Linked DNA regions of Mus musculus: region 2 is linked to region 1. Evidence: chromatin loops called from intact Hi-C (ENCODE). Cell type or tissue: left cerebral cortex. All regions are shown on one strand. Links, peaks and the distances in the headings refer to the core of each region. The heading gives the core; the rest is flanking DNA. Region 1 holds the start of Rgl1 (ral guanine nucleotide dissociation stimulator,-like 1). Region 2 overlaps Rgl1 (ral guanine nucleotide dissociation stimulator,-like 1).

Region 1 (9,806 bases), core at 615-8,614:
TAAACTTTTGACTGGGCATAGGCCAGAGTAGTCTAGCCTTGAGTTTGGGGATGACAGAGCTAAGGTCTCGCTAATTTTAGTCATCTCACATGGCATTGTCATCTTTAAGGCAAGGTTTTTAAGTGACTTCATTAAGGTATGAGTGACATGTGGCGTGCTGTATATATTTAGTGTTTTTTATATTTGATGAGCTTGGAGATCAGTTCATAGTCATGAAACCATCATTACCATCAAGGCCAGGGACAGATGCATTTTCTTCCATGTTTCTTCCTGCCCCATTGTTACTGTTGCTATGATACTAACATAGGGTCTGCACTCAGGCAACAGTAGCTTAGGTCCAGTGCAAAATTATTTCCTATAACTGAACCTCACATTCTGTGACCACTATCTTCTACTCCCAGCCCTGCCAGGCACACCCCTCTATTCTGCTTCTGTGTGTTTGGTGACTTCATGGACGGGAGCTCTCAGGTTGCCTTTCTGAGCTTGGCCTATCTCCCTTAGCATAGCATCTTCCAGTTCCACCCATGTAGTCTCTTTAAAAGGACTGCTGTCTTTTTAAAAGCTGGAGAATCTCCACTGCATCACATTTACTTTTATCTGTTCATCCGTTGATTGGCGTCCAGATCGTCTCGGTAGCATGGCCATTATGAACAGTGTTGCAATAAACATGGGAGTGTAAAGCGTTTCTTAGAGATCTGGAAATACATTCTTTTATAAATGCCACAATTGGCATGCTGCATTTTATGTATTTTTAACTTGAGAAACATCTATACTTTCTTCATAGTGGGCACTGCTTACGTTCCCAGCAACAGTATACAGTATGCATCTTCATTAACACGTGAACCTCAACACTTCCTTCCCCACCCCCTTCCATCTTTCCTTTAAAAATTTATTTCTAGTTAGTGTACAAAACAGTATAGCATTTTCGTAATACTCCTCATTGTCCTGCTTTTCCCTTTTGGTGAATGACACAAGATATGTGTTCATCTACTTGTGGGTGTTTTTATAAAATTTTTCTAAAATGTCTACTCAGGCCTGTTGGCCATTTGAATTGGATTATAGCTATTCTTTTGCTATTGAGTTATAGGACTCTTTTTTCTATTGCGGATATTAATTCTTTATTGGTCATGTGTTTTTGCAAATTTTTTTTTCTCCCATTCTGTAGGTTGCCTTTTCTGCCTGGCTGAATTCCTCTGCTGGGCAGAAGCTGTTTGCCTTGATGTCGTTCCTCTTGTCATCCTCTGTTCAGAGCTTCTGATGGTTGGTAGTTTGGGTTAACATGGACTTAACATATGGGTTAACATATTAAGTCTTCAAGATTACAAATAGGTATTTATTTAATTGTTTATATCAACAGAAGATCAATTAGAACTAATGGACAAGTACATTAAAATAACAGAACACAGAACCAAAGTTCAAACATTAATTGTGAATCCCTAGTACTGGGGCGGAAATGACTGGTTAGGTAGCCCAGTGGACATAGTATTTGCCAAGGTTGGAACCTTAGAACCCGTGTAAATGCTGCATGTGGCAGGGTGGCCTGTAACTCCAGGGCTGTGAGCAGGCATCGAATGATCCTGGGAGCTCATTGTTCAACCAGTCTGCCCAAACTGAGTTTCAGTGAAAGACCCTTTCCCAGAGAGTTTGAAAAGCAATTATGGAAAGGCACCCAGATATCAACCTCTGGCTTTCGCACGAGCCAGCTCACGTGACCGTGCCTTTCCTGTGACCTGTGCACATTCACACACCTGTCACACCACAACCTAAAATTAAAATTAGGAAAGCCAATCATAATAGCACCAAGTAGAATCAGATACTTGGAAACGAACTTATTGAAAAAAAACAGAGTCAGACACCAAAGCTTCAGAAATGTTTTTTGGTGGTCTGAGTCTAGGGTAAGGTGTTTACTAGCTGAGTCAATTCACACTGATGGATAAATGGGTTATAGGCGTATGCTCCTCACGCTGTAGCTAGTACTTTAATCCAAAAACCCTAGCAAAAGGGTAATATTGATTACATTGCCTATAAGTGAAAAAATTTTTTCAGCCACAGCTTTACTTTTTTTCTTCCTGGATTAAAAGTGCTAAAGAAAAGAGGTTCACAGTTGAGTGTTCCTCTGCTCGGCTCCAGGGAGCACACTAAAGGAACAGCACAGACACTTCACTGCTAGACTTCCCCATCAGTCCCAGAGTCCCGAGCAGGCTCCAGCCCATCTTTATCCTTTTCTGTCCCCTGCAGCAGTGCACAGCATCCTGTGTTTGGGGCCTATCGCTCATTTTAAGTGAAATAGTTTAAAATAAGTGGAAAAAGCCCTTGTTGACTTCAACATTTGATAGTTCTAGATCATATAAGTCCAGCTATTTGGTTTTCATCTTTTTCTTTCCTTCGTAAAAGGATTGTGACAAAATCACACCTTCCCAGGAACAAACACAAATAATCATTCTTGGCATGTCTCTCTGGAGCTTGAATATAATTTGGAAGACATCATTTCAGATTTCTGTACATTGCAGACATGACAGCCTTTCATGGAGTTCCGGCCTACAGCTCCTAAGGGGGAAGGGCAGTAGGGAGAAAATGGAGCCTTCTGGACAGCTCTCCGTGCACTAGGTGACTTGCACATTTCTTTATTTAACCCTTTCTGAAATTCTGTGAGGTTTGTCCTACTTTGTAGCCAAGGAAGCAAATCGGAGGGAAGCCATGGAAATGTACTCTGACTTCCACTCTTAAGGCTGGGCTTGAAGGCTGGGCTTGAACTGGGTTCTGTTGTCATTCCCTTTACAGCCAGAACCCAAGTCAATAGGATGAGAAGAAGGGAGAGCTACAGCCTGAGAGGCTTGTGAGGCCCAAGCCACCTTTCCCAGGAATTTCTGGAGAAGAAACTGCTTTTGTGAAGAAGTTTTTCAACAGTCTTAAAACTTGCAGCACAGATTAGGTTACAGCGGTGGTGAAATTAACTGAAGTGTTGCTCATCTGTCCTGGGCTGCCTCTTGAGGTCTTCAGAATCACCAAGGAGACTCATCTAGGTGTGACCTGGGGCCCTGAGGCAGATAAGAAGCCTGAGGTAGGGCCGCCACATGTTTTCCCTCTGGCTCCTGGGACACTCTGTTCTGAGTACTGAGCACAGCAGAAGGAATGTGTGTGTGTGTGTGTGTGTGTGTGTGTGTGTGTGTGTGTGTGTATGTGTGTTTAATATTTAAATTATAGAAACATCCACTTTGGTTGTAAAAGATCATTCTCTCTACAGTCTTGAACTCCTGAAGCATGGGTCTTTATGAGGAGCGTTTGACTGACTTGAAGACATCCTTCAGTGTGCAGAGATCCTTTGCTTGCTTGGTGTAGCCTCTGTCATTTCTGATGCCCTTCTGGAGACATCAGTGCACTGATTGCCTAACTTTTCAGCTCATGGTATATTCAGTACTAACCAAAGCTCAGCACAGCAATCTGGAGGAGGTCCTTTTCAGTTTGACATGTGTAAAACATGACATTTTTGTAATTGGTGTGGAGTTCTGACAGGTACAGTTTGGCTACCTGACTATGGGCTATCTCTTGCTGTTGATTTATTGAAACTAGATCTTTTAAAGTGTAATGTATTGTCCCCCACAGACTATTGTGTTAAGATAAAATTCTTTTCAGCATTGTCCTTTGAAAGGCTTTCCCTACAGTGATTATCCCTCTGTGTCCCCACAGTGCACACCCCCCATGGCTACTCACAGAGGCTCCAGAAACCCCTAGGACCACTTATGGCCTCTGTCACAAACTGTCAGATCCTGCAAAACTCTCTGCTCTCACCAGCAGTAGCCAGTAAGCCTTATCAGACTGGGTGGTGGAGTTGATGCATGCCTGTAATCTCAGCACTCAAGAGACAGAGGCAGGAGGATTGCCAGAAAAGTTCTAAGTGTTCAAGGCTAGCCAGGACCACCTTTTGTTTAAAAAAAAGAAAAAAAAAGCAAGAAAGCCACAAACAAGAGTGGGCAGTAGGAACAAGTCCAGGCAGTTGCAGGTGCGGGGCAGGGTAGAGCCGCTGGGCACGGTTTTTAGATACCCAGATAGCTTTTGACTTTATCCTAATGAAAATCTTCCCCCCAAATCGAGGGGACTCTGATTTAATTGCTGTAAATTCCAAATAGCAAGCAGATCACACAAGAATCCCTAATCCCTAACAGTTTCCTTCAGTAAAGCAGACGGAGGCTGCGCACATGTCCCATGGCACACATGGTTCTATTTTGTCACCTGGTGGCCACCAGGAAACCCCGATGAAGCGGTCTACTTGAAAGCATCGTTTCCCCACCACTCTGAGCTGGAGAAACGATTGCTTGCTCCCTTGATCCGCGGGGCTTCCGAAAGGGAGAGTGCGCTCACAAGCACAAACAGGAAAGCCTGACATCACGGAGCGGCGGGGAGGAGTCTGCTGCCGCGGGCTCCCGGGCTGCCTGCTCGCTGGCCGGCGCTCCTTTGTGGCCCGGTCGCGCGCGGCGGCGGCGGCGGCAGTCGGGCAGCAAGGCGCGTGGGAAGCGCGGGGACCCGGAGCCGGGCCAGAGAGACGCCCCGACCGCCTCGGAGCAGGGCGCACCATGCAGCGTCCGTGTGCCGGAAAGAAAACTGAGAATGAAATTACTTTGGCAAGCTAAAATGGTAACGCCAGCTCCCCGCCTTCCCCTGACGCTTCTCTGCTGGGGGACTCGTCCCATCTCCCGCTTTCTCGGGCCGGGTTGTTGGAGCACTGTCTAACTGATCAGAGCCACCCGGACCCCACTCTCTAAGAGGAGCTTTCTCATTCTGCTTTGTGTCCTTCCCCTCTCTGTGCCTCTTCTCCCTAGAAACGATGCCTGTGTTCTCAGGCATCGCCTGCGGGGTGTCTGGGACAGGCAGATGCGTGTCAGGAGAGCAGAACTTGGAAAGGACAGAACTCAGTCTGGGGGAGCGGCGCCGCGCTCTGCTTCCCAGCGGCAGCCCTTTAACACAGATCCGAGGTTTAGCTGGCGACATGGCTATCCAGGGGGTCGCTGTGTAAATTTCAGTGGAAGCTGCATGAAGATGTTTTGCTTTCTCGGCACTTGCCAGAGGGGCTTTTCTTTTCTTTTCTTTTCTTTTCTTTTCTTTTCTTTTCTTTTCCTTTTTTCTTTCTGGAAATAAAAACTTTCCATACCCCACATAACTTTTTTTTGGGTTTCAAAATAGTAAGAGGAGAAAAAGAGGTACAACTTCACTTCCCAAAGAGGGCTCTTGGTATTAAAACACTTGTTTGAGGGAGTTTAACATCGACATTGCTCAAATGTTTGTGTACTTTGAGAAGTATAAACTCTTGTTTTTGCAAATGAGTTATTTTTTCCTTTCACTTAAGTGGACAGAGTTGATCAGGACTAAACCACAGTTTCCTTAAGAAGGAAAAAAAAAAACTTGAAAAGATGATTTAAGATACGTGGCTAGGTTAGGAAAAGTAACTGACCAGAGAAGGGAGAAGTCGGAGGCTCCTGATACCGCAGGAAAAGGCTGCCAGCCAAGAAAATCTCAGCCTTGCCTATTGCAGGGTGTCCTGTGTTGCTCTGTTTGGAGGATTTACTCAAAGGCTTGGAGAGCCTTTGTAAGCAGGGAAGCAGCTGGGATAGATTGTGGTTAGCCAAGGGGGAAGAAAACAACAACACACACTACGACCCTCTTTTTCTTTCTTTTTATCCTGTCCCTGGCAGAGCTCGATTCAGGACTGGGGTGAAGAGGTAGAGGAAGGAGCTGTTTACCATGTCACCCTCAAAAGAGTCCAGATTCAACAGGCGGCCAATAAAGGAGCGAGATGGCTAGGGGTGAGTAGCGCTTCCGAGATCTTGAACTTTGGAACAGTGTCTTTGCTCTTCTGTGAATATCATTATTATTTAGCCAAGGTAGCCCCCCCCATCCCCTTTTTCTCCCCCTTAGTCTTAAAAAGGAAACTGCTGATGGCCAAGTGTTTGCTCTAGCTGGACAGGTCTGTTTTAGGACTTGTGTTTTCCTAAGCATCTTCCCTAAGTCTGTCAATAATTCAGAACCTTCCGGAAACATCTTGAGGTATTTGGCAAACAGGCTGGGGGTGTTGTGGCAGAAGAGGACAGACACACAGAGACCTGGTCAGAGAGCACTACTAGCTTCTACATGTGTCATAAACCGCTGTGCCCAGAAGATAACCTTTTCTCTCTCTCCTCCTTACACAGTGATGCCAACAGCCCAGTCCCCACTCCCAGAAGTTCAGAGGCCATTCAGACCCGCTTCCTTTGAGGGGCGGCAAGGTTTCCCATTGTGACCTCCTTTCTGTAGAATGGGAGTAGACTGATATATACTTAGTCTTGGGGCTTTGCCTGTAGAGTATGGAGTCGGTGGCAGACACTCGGAAAAAATCTGCTTTCCATAAACTATTGGGGAAGGTCATGTGAGTTCTTAATTCGACCAATGAATCTTTCAACACATCCCAAATGAAGGGACTATGCAAGGCAGAGAGCCTGGCGGTGGGATCAGGAACATGTGGGAGAGTGGAGAGAGAGTAGTTACAGATGACACAGGGAGGAACATAGCGGTGTCTGAAGAGAGGCAGGACTTGTGGGTAATGGTCTTCAAAGCACTGAGGAGTGTGTGCTTGCATCGCAGCCTACTAACCTTAGTTTCAGAGCACACAGGGTTTGGAGCAGTGTTCCCAGATGAGTGCGGAGTGCACGGGGCTTCCTGGGAGGAGCGGAGGCAATATGACTTGTAAGACTCATAGTCAAAGGCAGGAAGCCAGGAGCCCTATCTTCCTTAGCCGTGGCTGCTGACATTGGATCTCCCCCAACCCCCGCATTGACCTTCTCAACCTGCCTTAAGTCAGGATTTTCCTGCCACTATGCTTGGATCAGGACACTGTTGACCGGGATGGTAAGTTGCTAGTGACATTGAAGATGTAGTCTGCAAAGTTAGGCACTTTCTCAGTGAACACTAGAGGTCTTTACTTACTGAGCAAGCACCTTACTCAGAACATGATCCTAACATTAACTGTGTTTAGACTGCTGACCAACCACTCTGTTGCTTTTGGGGGCTTTATGTATATATACAGTATTTCAATGTGATGTTGCTATGGTTTTGACCTGTGTGGCTATTTGTAAATGATTAATAAGCTCTAAACCAGTTGCCTTCAAATAGACTTTGCATTTATTGGTGTTGGGTAGCCCTGGCTGTCCTGGAACTAGCTCTGTGGACCAGGCTGGCTTCAAACTCAGAGATTCACCTCCCTCTGCCTTCTGAGTGCTGCAATTAAAGGCATGCACCACTGTGACAGGCTTTTCTACTCTTTCTAACGATGTAAAATGCTGCATGGGTGGCAGTGTTAATATTTAGCCAGATATGGTAGCAATGACTGTAGTGTGAGCAATAGAGGGGACCCTACCCCCAATAAACCGTCCTTCCTTTAGATGCCAGAAGTCATTAGTGACTCTTACCAGTTATTCTGCTCATTGACTCCACTTCCCTTCTCATCCTGCCTCTCTCCATAGCCATATAGAGTTCAGAGGGGTTGGCTCTGACGTAAACTGTAGATCTGAAATATTGAGAAGAAAGATCATGTAAGCTTGTTTTTGGTTCATAGAGGAATCCTATCCTCCTCCTTTTGAACAAATGACTCACAGACACCACACTGCTCATCAAAAGTCAGTCCTTGGACCTCTCAGCCTGGGATGCCACTTGATTTCTTGTCTTAGGTATCCTGTGAGGAAGCTCTGTTTTTTTTTTGTCCTTGAAAAATCCCAGCTTAATTTAATATGACTCAACCAATTGAGCCACAGCAATTATGAAATCCTTTTCTTTGGTACCCAGTTGGCTTCCTCGTGTTTGTTTTCCTACATTCCAGTAACCCATTCAGAATTCTTCAAAGTGAACACTTTTAGAGTTAATGGGGTTGAGGTAAGGCAGGGAAGACGCTTCGTGCGCACTGGCATCTGACAACAACTTTATGGGGAAGGTGGTATTATGATGCTGTCTTTCATCTTTATATACAAAGAAAATAATGCCCAGCGTGATCTGCCCGCTTGCCTGTGGGGTCATGTAGTTAAGAAATAGTAGAGGCTAAATTTGTATATGGGTACAAATTTGTTGTCAAGAACTGTCCAGGGCTTTAAGGCTGTTCCCGTAGTTCTTGAGGATAGCGTTGGTGTACAAGAACAAGGAGACTAGAGCATACCTCCCCTAGGGATAATTCTTGGTGTGGGATTTGAAAAACGTAGCCCTCTGGTCCTCTTTATGCTTTGAATGATAACCTGAGCTGTAAATTATAAGGTGTGTTATGGTGATGTGTATCTAATTGATAAGCTCGACACTTGGGATGTGTAAAGTGGCACATGAAAGATGTGTATGAGGTTCTATAGCATGTGAGTGTAGGCGGAGTCTTGGTGTTGTGTCTGGAGTGCTCTTCAAAAAGCTTAATGCCTGCGAGCCTAGCACTCAGGAACATCAGGAATTCAAGGCCATCCTCTGCTACATAGTGATTTAAAGACCAGCCTGGGCTGCACAAAACCCCTCTAAACAGAAGCAGCAGCAGCAGCAGCAGCAGCAGCCCTAAACCAAACCAAGTTTCAAAAGATGGAGTATAATTTTTCTATTTTTCTAGTGCTAAAATCTCAGGATAATTAATACTCAGTTCTAGGAAGTGAAGCTAAATAATTACATGCTTGAGTCAGAAAGATGGCCAGTTGTTAAAAGCACTTGTTGCTCCAGCAGAGAACCTGGGTTTGGTTCTCAGAACCCACATGGTGGCTCTCTACCATCTGTAATTCTAGTTCCCGGGGCATCTAGTGCCTTCTTCTGACCTCAGTGGGCACCAGGCACACATGCAAATCACATACCTTCATGCAGGCGAAACACCCATACACTTAAAACTAATACATCTAAATAAGGTAATGAGAACATAAACCCAAACACATAAGTCATACAATTCTATTTTGATTAAGTTTGTGCTTAGTTTGTGATCATTTTAGGAAATTACTATGTCAGTCCTAAGATAGATGCTGAGGATGATCTAGGCCTGGTTTACTTACACATACAATGGTAGCCTGGCCCACTGGCAATGCTGTCAGTGTATATTGACAATAGCATTACATTTTTGACCTACCTTTTCTTTACAATGATATCTAAGTTGGGCCGTTCTGTCGACTTGAAACTCTCACAGGAAAGTGACTTCAGCTACAACACAGAAACATAAAGGTCCAGGACTGGAAGAGACATTAAAAATTAGTTTTATTTAACTACTCTCTTAGTTTGTAGAATTTTGGAAAGGCAAATGGTCAACTTGTGCTATTTGTCTTCGATGCCAGTACTGTGGTGTACCTCCACAGTGACAGGAACAAAGGAATTGAGAAATACCAGTGTTCCCTGAAGCAGGAAAAGTACATTTTAGACAAAGGCCTTGAAGGGACAAAACAAAAGAATTCAGGGAAGGAGCTTTGGAGTCTTCAAAACAGGACAGATTGATGGTGCAGAAAACCGTGTCACACTTAGGATAAGCTTAACATTGGATTGTTAGGAATGGGTTCCCTGTGCGTTGTCTTTGGGGAGTGGCCTGGGCCAGCAGCTACTCTTGTCATTCTTCTCACTTGTATACTGCAGTCATGTGAACCTGCGTAGGGCCCTAGTGACTCCTTCCCAGTGCCTGGGGCTTGTCACACTCTTGTACACTTCAACTCTTGATGAGTTTTTGTTAGGATGAGTTGGATTTTTGATAAGTAGGAGACTGGCAGAAACCAGTTAGCTAGAAGAGAATAGACTATAGATAAAGGACATGGAGAGAGATGGCCTGAGGCCCACCTTTGGGTTTTTGG
Region 2 (9,806 bases), core at 886-8,885, 71 kb after region 1:
GCTTTTAATTGTATGAACAATTTGTGTAGGTGTAGTAGATAATTATAATTTTCCTTTTTTTGATTCTGATTCTGTGGAACAAATCCAAAGAATACTTGTGCACATTAGACAGATGCTGTACCACCGCTATATCCCAAACCCTTTCAAAAAACATTTTTGTGGTTCTGGAGGGATCACTCAGCCTGTGAGATGCTTGCTGCACAAGATCTACAACCTGGGTTAGATTCCCCAGCACCCGTGGATTAAAAAAAAAATTGGATGTGGTGACATGTGTTTATCATCCTACTGCTGCGGAAGCAGAGCCTAGAGTATTTCTAGAGCTTGCTGACCAGCCATCCTAGCCTATCGGTGACCCCCCAGGTCCCAATGAGAGACCCATCTCAACAGACAAGGCAGATGGCTCCTAAGGAGTGGCATAGGTTACCCTCTGACCTACACACATACACTCTTTTGGGTGGGTGAAAGAGTTTTGTCACTGTAGCTAAGACAGTGTGGTTTCTTTGCCTTGGGATGCACAGGAATTTATTGATTCTCCCTGATACCTTCTCCAGCCAGCATCAGTGAACATCCCTTTCGATGGAGTTGTTTTATTAGGGAGGCAGACTAGCCTGGTGTGGAACTAACACTGAAGTGTCTTTGAAGTCTTCTGACGATGAAGCGTGGAGTAATGGCCCTGCTGCAGTTTACCCCTTTGTCATTGCTCTGACTCTGCTCTAGAGAGAGGAGCTCCCCGTAACTTACAGGCAACACCCTTAGTTACTCAGGAGGTGTCTGTAGCGCACCAAGCACCCAGAGCGTATCTGGCTGTTCTTGTGCTTTGACACCCGGGGAACCTTGTGACTCCATCACCCAGTGGTTCCTGACACGCCGTCTCATTATAATTTGAGAAACAAAGGGATAACTTTATGAGGAAAGCTTTGGTCCTTGTGCCAAAACCCTAGTGATGTTTTTAAAATTAAACAGGCATTTCCCCATTAACCTGGAGACTTCTTACTCCAGATGAGTTCTAGCCTAGTGGTAGCCAGTTATGTCCTAAGTTATCAATACGGCTACTTTTAGGCTACTTTTCTGTTTTATTACCTTTGTTCATCTATTTGTGTGGGAGTCTGAAGGGCTAGCTGAAGCATGCTACAGTGCAGGCTGTCAGAGGACAACTTGTTAACATTGTGTGGGACCCAGGCATCACTGAGCTCAGTTGTCAGGCGTGGTAGAAAGTTTCTTATTTACTGTGTCATCTTGATAGCCTGGTTTTCTGGTCTTTAATTTGAGCAAATGCACAGTTAGTGGCTTGTGTTTGGATTGTTTGGAACTCAGTAAATCCTCTTCTCATCTTTCGTCTGCCTTGGTTGGATTTTCTAACAACAAAACATTATTAGTCTCCCCAACCCTCTTCAGCTACCAGCTGTGGGGTCCAGGGCCTGTCTCGAGTCCCGTAAGCATTGTGTTCACTGTGTCTCCATCTCTCCTTCCCAGTGCCATTGCTTCCATCCTGAGGGCCTGGCTTGACCAGTGTGCGGAAGACTTCCGGGAGCCCCCTCACTTCCCTTGCCTTCAGAAGCTGCTGGAGTACCTCAAACAGATGATGCCTGGCTCTGACCCAGAGAGGAGAGCACAGAACCTTCTTGAACAGTTTCAAAAGCAGGACGTGGATTCCGACAGTGAGTACCTGTTTGGTCCCAGGGAAACCTCTACTGGGCTCTGCAATGTGGGGGCTCCCCATTCATTGACTCAATAAGAAACCCTGGTACCCTCAGAAAATTGGGATAGGTATAAAATTATTGAACTGTGAACCTCAGAACCCTAAGGTTTCAGAGTGAAAAGAGGGATTTTCAAGGCTGGATTTATGATTTTAAAGATTAAATTGTAAAACCAGCTCAGAGAAGCTAAGTAATTGCCCAGGGTGCCTACTGTTACCAGGAACAGGGTTTTCTTGATTTGTTTTTGTTTTTTTTAAACTTTCTCTTATCAACATGAATGGGCTTCTTCTCTGCCTAATGTGTTCTATCAGATATAAACGGGCGACAACCAACCAACCCTGTGTGGCTGGCAAGGGTTCAAGTCCACGTCCCTCTCACAAAAGCTTGGAAGAGGTGTTCCTCCTTTTCCCTAAAAAGCATTAGTGTCATGTCCCCTGGCAGCCCCGATTGCTGACATCGACTGTCTCTAGTGACCGAATCGAAGGAAGTCTCTGAGGCTGTTTTTTCCTATTGGAGGCTGACCTCGAGCTTCCAGGGACAAATGCAGAGCCACCACTGCTGGCCATAGAGTGTGCTGGCTGCCAGGCTCTGCAGAAATTAGTCAAGAGGTTCCATCGCGCTCCAGCGTGATGATATAGCCTTTCACCGAGGCACTGGGTAACAGTTGCCATGGCAGCTGACCCACTTGGAACTTCTGGTAGGCATTTCCTTGAAGTAATGTCCGGTTTCCTCAGTGAGGGAAAGGAAATGGCTCCTAACGCAGATAAGGGATGCTACCCCAAAGCCAAAGCAAATACAGTGACTTTAAATTCTACCCGGTACCTGTTGAGTGGTTTGTATGGACTGGGGACCAGAGAAGGGGAATGCACTTGCATCATTTGGCTCAGATTGCCAAAGGCTTTGTATCTCAGATGACTTCATCTGCCGGGAATGCTTGAATACCCTGGAAGCTCAGCTCCAGCTGCCAGACCTCAGCTCCCTTCAGGGCCTCCTCCCGCCTGCCCGCCCAGCTTTGTGCTCTGGTAGAAAACGCTGCTGCTGCTGCTGCTGTTGCACTGGAGCCCAGCTCGCCCCACTGGGGCTGCCTCTGGCCCCATGCCTAATTGGGGAACCAGTGGGACCAGTCATTGGTCCTCTCCGGCTCAGGGAATGGAGGGCAGAGCTCTTTTGGCAGGCAGAGGCAGGGACTAGGGAGGTGGCCTGACCTCACAAAAACTTTTAGGCAATACCCAAGAATGAATCTTTTCCTAAGTGTGGGCAGTTGTCATCAAGAATGCTCCAGGCCCTGTTTATGAAGTATAGGCTCCATTCCTGAAGAGGAATGTTGGGAGCTTAGTTAGTTCCCTTGTGCCTCTCACCCCCCAGCCCCCATGTCATACTCTGGAAAGCAGTGAGCTTTCCTGTGTGTTTGCAAAAGTAAAACTGTGCATAGAGATTTGTACATAACCCCTGGAGACTCAGGCAGGAGCAGTGAAAGCATAGACCAGGTCCCAGAGAGAAAGGATCACAGGTTTCACACGTAGTGACATTCTAGGTGCATGCCAGATTTACAAGGAATGAATGAATGAATGAATGAATGAATGTGTGAGTGAGTGATGTTAGTCCTTACCCTGTACTCTCCTTGGCAGAAGCTGGACAGCTTCTGCATTGTTTTATAGGTATTAAAGTACATTGTAGTCATCAGGAGGGGTAGAAGGCTCCTTGAACCTTTGATTGGCACATCCGATTTCTTCTTCACTGAATGAGAAAGTGCCAGAGTTGAGTGGAGAAGTACTGACATCAGGCGCTAGCATCCTCCACTGGGTGGGATTTTAGCTCTTTGATGGGTGCTTTTGCTTTGTATCCAGGATAACAGGAATAGATAGTGAAGCTCTCCTACCAGTCCCATTCACAACAGAACGTTCAGCTCTGAGGTCCAGAGCCAGTCCTGTAATCACAGCCCTGCCACCAGAGCGGGCAGGTAGCACATGGTACTGGACAGGTAACAGTCTCACTTTGAGCACCCCATTTCTCAATGGAAGCTTTGAAGAAGCTCTATCAATTCAATATAAGATGCCTAACAGCGTCCCCCATAAAGAGAAGGAAAAGGCTTAAAAAACGTAACCAGGCAGGGGGAGTAGTAACACGGAACTGGATTTCTGCCTGGATGCCACTGTGTGCAGCTAGGCTTCCCCAGCCCCAGCAGAAGTTCAGCTTTGACTGAAAGGGACCAAGAAGTGTGGTGGGAATGAGAGGGCCTGGGAGAAGGAGACTTCAAAGAGGAGGCTGGAGCTCGGCCCTTCAGCATTTCAGATGGGCTCCTGGGCAGTGATTCCCGTTGACTTCTTTAGGCTCTGAGCTGTGTAACTTTAGGATGGATGACCAGCAGTATAGGGTGCCAGGGCATTTATTTCCAATCTGTTTCTCACCTTTTCACTCTCTATGTGAAAGCTGACAGCAACCCTTTGATTTAGCAGCATTTGAGTCTGCTCAGTATTGTTAAAAGGACTACAGGTCTCATCACATCTCTGAAACCCCAATGACCTATCCTACCTTACCAAACCTTGGCCGGCCGCCTTGCTCAGTCTTTTAGGCATCTGGCTCTCTGTGGCTCAACAATCAAGGCTTGCAGGGCTGGGGTGTAGGTATTAGCTGGTTTGGTCCTGGAAATGTTGATGGAGTTGATGGGGGCTGAGATGAGGTTGTGTTCAGTTTTGCCTCTTTAGTTTTTGCCTGGGCTAGCCTCTGAGTGATTTCTCAGGGGTCACTCAACACCTCTCTGAGCTTAATAAGAACACGAGAATACTCAGGATTGTATCTCCATTTTGCTCCAATATATCGTTCTTGTTCGTCTCTACCTGTGGTTTTCTGAAGAGTTAGCCCTTTTCTTCCTGAATGAAAGAAGTGTAGTTTGACACTATGACCAAGGCACCCCCATACTGACTGTTTTCCCATCGTGGACAGATGGACTTCTCAACACCAGCTCCTTCAGCCTGGAAGAGGAAGAGGAACTGGAGAGCGGAGGGTCAGCAGAATTCACGAACTTCTCAGAAGATCTCGTGGCAGAACAGCTGACCTACATGGACGCAGTAGGTCTTCTCACTGTATCTCAGATGTGTCTCTACTTAAAACGTGGGGTGGTGGCAGTACTGTTGGCCCAGAGGGCAGTGGGCAGCACGGGGAGTGTGCCACAAGTCCTACTGAGTCTTTGAGAGAGTCTGTGTCTGTAAAAGGAGAGTTAAGGCTCTGTGAATCATTCGTGTGAATAATTTAAGCCTCGGCTCTTCTTGCAGCCCTGGGTGAAAGTGCATTTTCCTCAGAGCTCGGGTCACAGAGGGAAGTAAGAATTCTAATCCTAGCGAAACAGAATCTACCTTGTGCTGTGGGTATTTCTCTCCCTTTGGACTCATAAATATTTCAAGAGCCGAACTGTTTATTTGAAGGACTGTAAAGGGGTGAAAGCCGGAGTCAGTTTGAAGTAAGCCCATGGAGCCCACATGTGACCATATCTGGCAGCCCATCTCCACGTGTGCTTCCTGCACATTTGAATTTTGACCGTTTCTGTGTGCTGTGCACATTTGATTGTGTTAGTCACACTTCATAGCTTGGAGTTTGCTGGAAAACATAGTCAAAGAATTAGCAGTTACCACGGTGGTTTTGCTCTTCGGCACTTAGCTTTTGCAGCATATGAACTGGCTAAAGTTTCCATCCAATGGGAATGCAGATCAAGTATGGAAAGTAGATCACGTAGTCTATCTTGAGCACACGCTGGCCATATTTCTATACCAGCTTTTATACACCCTATATTCAGTTGTACAAATGAGAATCTGACCTAGTCAGCCATTTGTTGTTGTGTAACTGCTAGAGTGAGGGAAAGAAAAAATATTTTATTTTTATTGCTTTAAGGAAAAGACCTGAAAACCAGGCTCTAGGTCCCCCATTCTTCTGCGAGTGTGTAAGGTTGTCTCTAGGTCTCCCATTCTTCTGCGAGTGTGTAAGGTTGTCTCTAGGTCTCCCATTTTTCTGTGAGTGTGTGAGGTTGTCTCTAGACCCCCCATTCTTCTGCGAGTGTGTGAGGTTGATTGTTCTCCCTTTGTTAGATTCTTTCTCTGCTTTGAAACATGAGACTCAGTTGCACTGAGAGATTCGGCATGTGTCATGCTTACACGGACTTCTTTCCAGGTGGCCGCGGAGCATCTGTTTGCATGGTAGAAGCGGTGTTCCTGAGTGTCTGGCCAGATGACCATTCTCAGTTTCCTTTTTTCATTAGCAGCACCGTCGTACGAGAGTTACTTGACTTTTGTGGCGAGGCGGGAAGATAAATATGGCTTTGATGATTTAAATTTTCTTTTGGTCATCGTTTTCCCTCAGTTAAGCAAATTTAAAAGATCACATGGAAGTCAGGGCATGGCGGCTCACACCTTAAATTCCATCCAGCATTGGAGAGGCAGGCACAGGCAGATCTCTGTGAGTTTGAGGCCAGTCTGGTATACATAGCGACTTCTAGGATGGCCAGGACTATATAGAGAGCTTCTGTTTCAAAAAACAAAAACAAACAATAAATCATGTGGGCCTTTCTGATCCATTCATCCATTACTTATTTTGTGTGTTAAGATGGACACCATGTGGCAAGGCAAGCAGAGAAAGATGACTTGTCCACTTACAAGCCACCAATTTCCAGATGTCCCAGATGACACGTTGTATAAAGCACCCGTGTGTTCCTGATGTCAATTCTTCTTTTGTTTCAGCAACTATTCAAGAAGGTAGTGCCTCACCATTGCCTGGGCTGTATTTGGTCTCAGCGGGATAAAAAGGAAAACAAGCATTTGGCTCCTACGATCCGTGCCACCATCTCTCAGTTTAATACGCTCACCAAGTGTGTTGTCAGCACCGTCCTGGGGAGCAAGGAACTCAAAACTCAGCAGCGAGCCAGAGTCATCGAGAAGTGGATCAACATTGCTCACGTAACTGCCTTTTAAAAACTTATCTTTGTGTTTGGTATACAGCCTTCCTGACATCAGACATGAATTATGTTCTGCTGAGGCTTAGAATCTAGTCTGTCAGAGCCACCATTCCCACCCCACATGTGTCTTGTGTCTAACACTTGTGTAGAGGAAGGCACAGTCTCTAACTTGTCATTGATCTATTTTGTGAGTTCCTAGTGTGTTCAAGTTATAACAGTATACTTTAGGGCTATAATAAGAGAGACCACAACTGACTTAGCTGTACAGGAGCCAGACTCACTGAAGTGACCTCACCCTTTGCAAGACAGGGGTCAGCAATAGAAATGGTATAGAGGTGGAGGAGGGAAAAGTTACCTCTGAGTATCGAGATCAAAAAAGACAGTAGTGGGGCTGGAGAGATGGCTCAGCAGTTCAGAGCACTAACTGTCCTTCCTGAGGTCTTGAGTTCAATTCCCAGCGGCTCACAACCATCTGTAATGGGATCCGATGCCCTCCTCTGGTGTCTGAAGGTGGCAACAGTGTACTCATAAACAAATTAAGAAAGAAAGCAAGAATGGATCTCACTTTATCAAAGAGTAGGACTTTAGGTTCTTAAGATGAAAGTTTTCTTCTAGGCAAGAAGAAGCTCCAGTGAGAAGGACCATGAAATTAGTTGATGTAGAAATTCCCCATCAGCCTGTTCTGGGCCGTAGCTAACGTAGCTAAGCCTCATCCAGAACACGGTTAGTTTCGTGTCCCATTAGATGCATGTTTCCACCATGCCCTATGTATAGGACACAACACCCAAGTCTTTCACATTTTCTTTTATTGTTTTTGACCAAAGAGCAAAGCCACAATAGTTTCAGAGATTTTGCCTTGTTTTGAGGCTTTAAGATGGCCTATTTATTTCCCCACACATGCCAGTATCTGGACCAAAAAAAAAAGCAAGAAGTAAAGCATGGACACTGTAAAGAATGTCCACAAAGTAACTGCAGCTGTGGACAAAGCGTGGGCACTGTAAAGAAAGTCCACAAAAGTAACTGCAAAAGGCTAATGTAACTGTGGTACTGGCATGGGGTGTCTCTTTCTTCTTAGAAACGTAAGAAAATATTTTTCTCCAACATTTATGTCCCAAAAGCCAATGGTCTTTATGCCTCGAATTCACTGAACTCCTTAGACAGCCCTGTGTGGGCATAGTGACTCAGATCATAACTTTCAGTTGAAGTTAAATATAGATTGTGTGTTTACATGATAAGAGAACTCTGAATAACTCCAAGTATATTTCCCATCCCATAGCATGTGCACAAAGCCCAGAGTCCTTAGCCTTGCTGGGACAATGGGTTTTCTCCCAGTGTTGAGTATGTTATGTCTCTTGAAATTCTGGAGGATAACTTCATAAAATGCTAAGACTTGCTGGTGGTTTTCTGCCAAGATTTATTTTATTCTTCCTTCATTAGTCATAGTCGATTTCTGTTGAAAAAAAAAGCTTGAAAAATGATATTAATTTTACATGTAGAAACTATTTCTGACCTAATATGGGTGTGTTTCCTTGGCCTGGCCTCTGCTGCAGTGTTGGATTTACACTGCATCCTTTGGAATATACCTCCTTTTCTAGAAACAGGACTGGATGCTTCATGTGTTCCTGTAAGCCCTTAGCCCCAGCCTGTTACTGAATAATGTGTTCCATATGGTTATTACGATGGACATGATATATTGGGGCCTGGGTGTCTTTATTTATTGCAAGTTTCCTGATTTTTAGAGCATAATTTTGAGATGCTGAACCTTTGTTGAACCATGCTGTCAGAGAGAGGTTTCCAGACAGCAGCAGGGCTACAACCCCCTCTGTCCCGCTGTCTCTTTCCCTCTCCCTCCCTCCCTTTCTCATATTCTTCACTGCCATTGCCTTCCTTCCTTCTCTCCCTTCTTATTTTCTTCTTCCCTCCCTCTTTCTGCCTTTTCTCTCTTTCACCCTCACTTGTTATATCTTACCTTCCTTCCTCTCCCCCCTCCCTCTCTCCCCCTCCCTCTCTCTTTCCCTCCCTCCTCCTCTGTTTTCTTTTTAAATAAATGGGATTCCAGAACATTTTAAAAGACTGGGCATGACTTTTATGAAGTACATTGAAATTTACTCTGAAGAAAACATTTGAGGTTTGGTTAGCGTGCAAAATTTTGTCATGACAAATTGGACAATTCTGTTTTCACTTCATGTTCCAGATTAAAATCACTTAGGAAAAATGATTCTTGAAGCAAGTTACATTTATGCCCAACCACCCTGGCACCTCTTGCCTGATATGCTCAGCATGAAGCCAAACATGTGCCCCTGTATTGCATTCAGCTGTGAGACCTCCATACATGGCACTCCTGCGTACCTATGAAATATCTCCTCTGACCTAGACAGACAGCACATTCACTGGATGTGGCCACACCTCCAGGCCAGCCAACAATGGGATCCTTTCCCTGTTTTACTGGCCCTACTATGTGTAGGGTTTTTTGCCTCTAGGGCCACTGACAAGTTTGGCCCCTTAGGGTAGGGTACCTTTAAGTAAGGAGCCTCTCTTCTTACCCAGAAAAATGACAGCCAAAATCTTTCCTGTTCTTTCTCTGTTTTGTTTTAAAACACTGCCAAAATGAATCTTATTTTTAAAAGCCCAAGTTATTTTGAAAGCCTTGAAGTACCAAGGTGTTTCTGAATGTTTATGATTGTGGGACAAGCCAATTTGAAACCAAATGAATGTGTATAAAAATATTCCCCCCTTGGCTAAGACCATGAAAGCTGAAGTTCAACTTGTGGTGAATTTTTATTGCCAAGTTGTATACACCTCTCATGCCGGGAGCTCTCTGTACCATCTGAACTTAGGGCGGCTGCTTGCAGCTCTCTCGGAAGGCCGGAAGGGCACAGTGGTCTTCCTCATGGAGTCTTAGGGCATGCGCATGCTTTCTGCAGAGCAAAGTTACACTCGCTACGTAGCCATGTATGCTCACCAACTCGAGTTGTTTTTACTGGGAAAGCTGGAAACCATAAAACTGTAACAACAACAAAAAAATATATTGGGAGGGTGGGGGGAACAAGCTTACAGTGCCAAAATCTATAAAGTGTTTTGGTGACTGGGGCAGGAGGAAGGAGCCACTTTTTGATGTCCAGTATTTATACAGCTGCCTATTTAGTGGTAAGAATTCATAACAGCTG

The links. A loop is a pair of places that touch in the nucleus more often than their neighbours do. Peaks named below come from ENCODE experiments on the same cell type or tissue, not always from the same donor. Only the 100,000 strongest peaks of a DNase experiment are listed, where the experiment ranks them.
Region 2: a loop joins it to region 1, with 2.2 times the contacts of the local background. A loop is called at or near these places in 11 of 42 quality-filtered maps.

Annotation. Positions count from the first base shown.
Region 1 is chr1:152,619,810-152,629,615 of GRCm38, reverse strand. It overlaps Rgl1 (ral guanine nucleotide dissociation stimulator,-like 1), which reads left to right and starts at 4,399. Exons shown (of 18, transcript NM_016846.4): 1 at 4,399-4,632; 2 at 5,688-5,798. The coding sequence starts at 4,606. In left cerebral cortex, for the core only: a CTCF peak has its summit at 4,219 (motif pointing left); DNase peaks (open chromatin) are centred at 4,479, 4,831 and 5,504; H3K4me3 peaks cover 2,943 bases; H3K27ac peaks cover 1,335 bases.
Region 2 is chr1:152,549,255-152,559,060 of GRCm38, reverse strand. Rgl1 (ral guanine nucleotide dissociation stimulator,-like 1) reads left to right here. Exons shown (of 18, transcript NM_016846.4): 5 at 1,474-1,658; 6 at 4,641-4,765; 7 at 6,425-6,640. Among named protein-coding and RNA genes, the nearest start is that of Gm51749, 14 kb to the right of the region's middle. In left cerebral cortex, for the core only: no CTCF peak of the experiment used is centred there; DNase peaks (open chromatin) are centred at 2,293, 2,738 and 4,771; H3K27ac peaks cover 686 bases.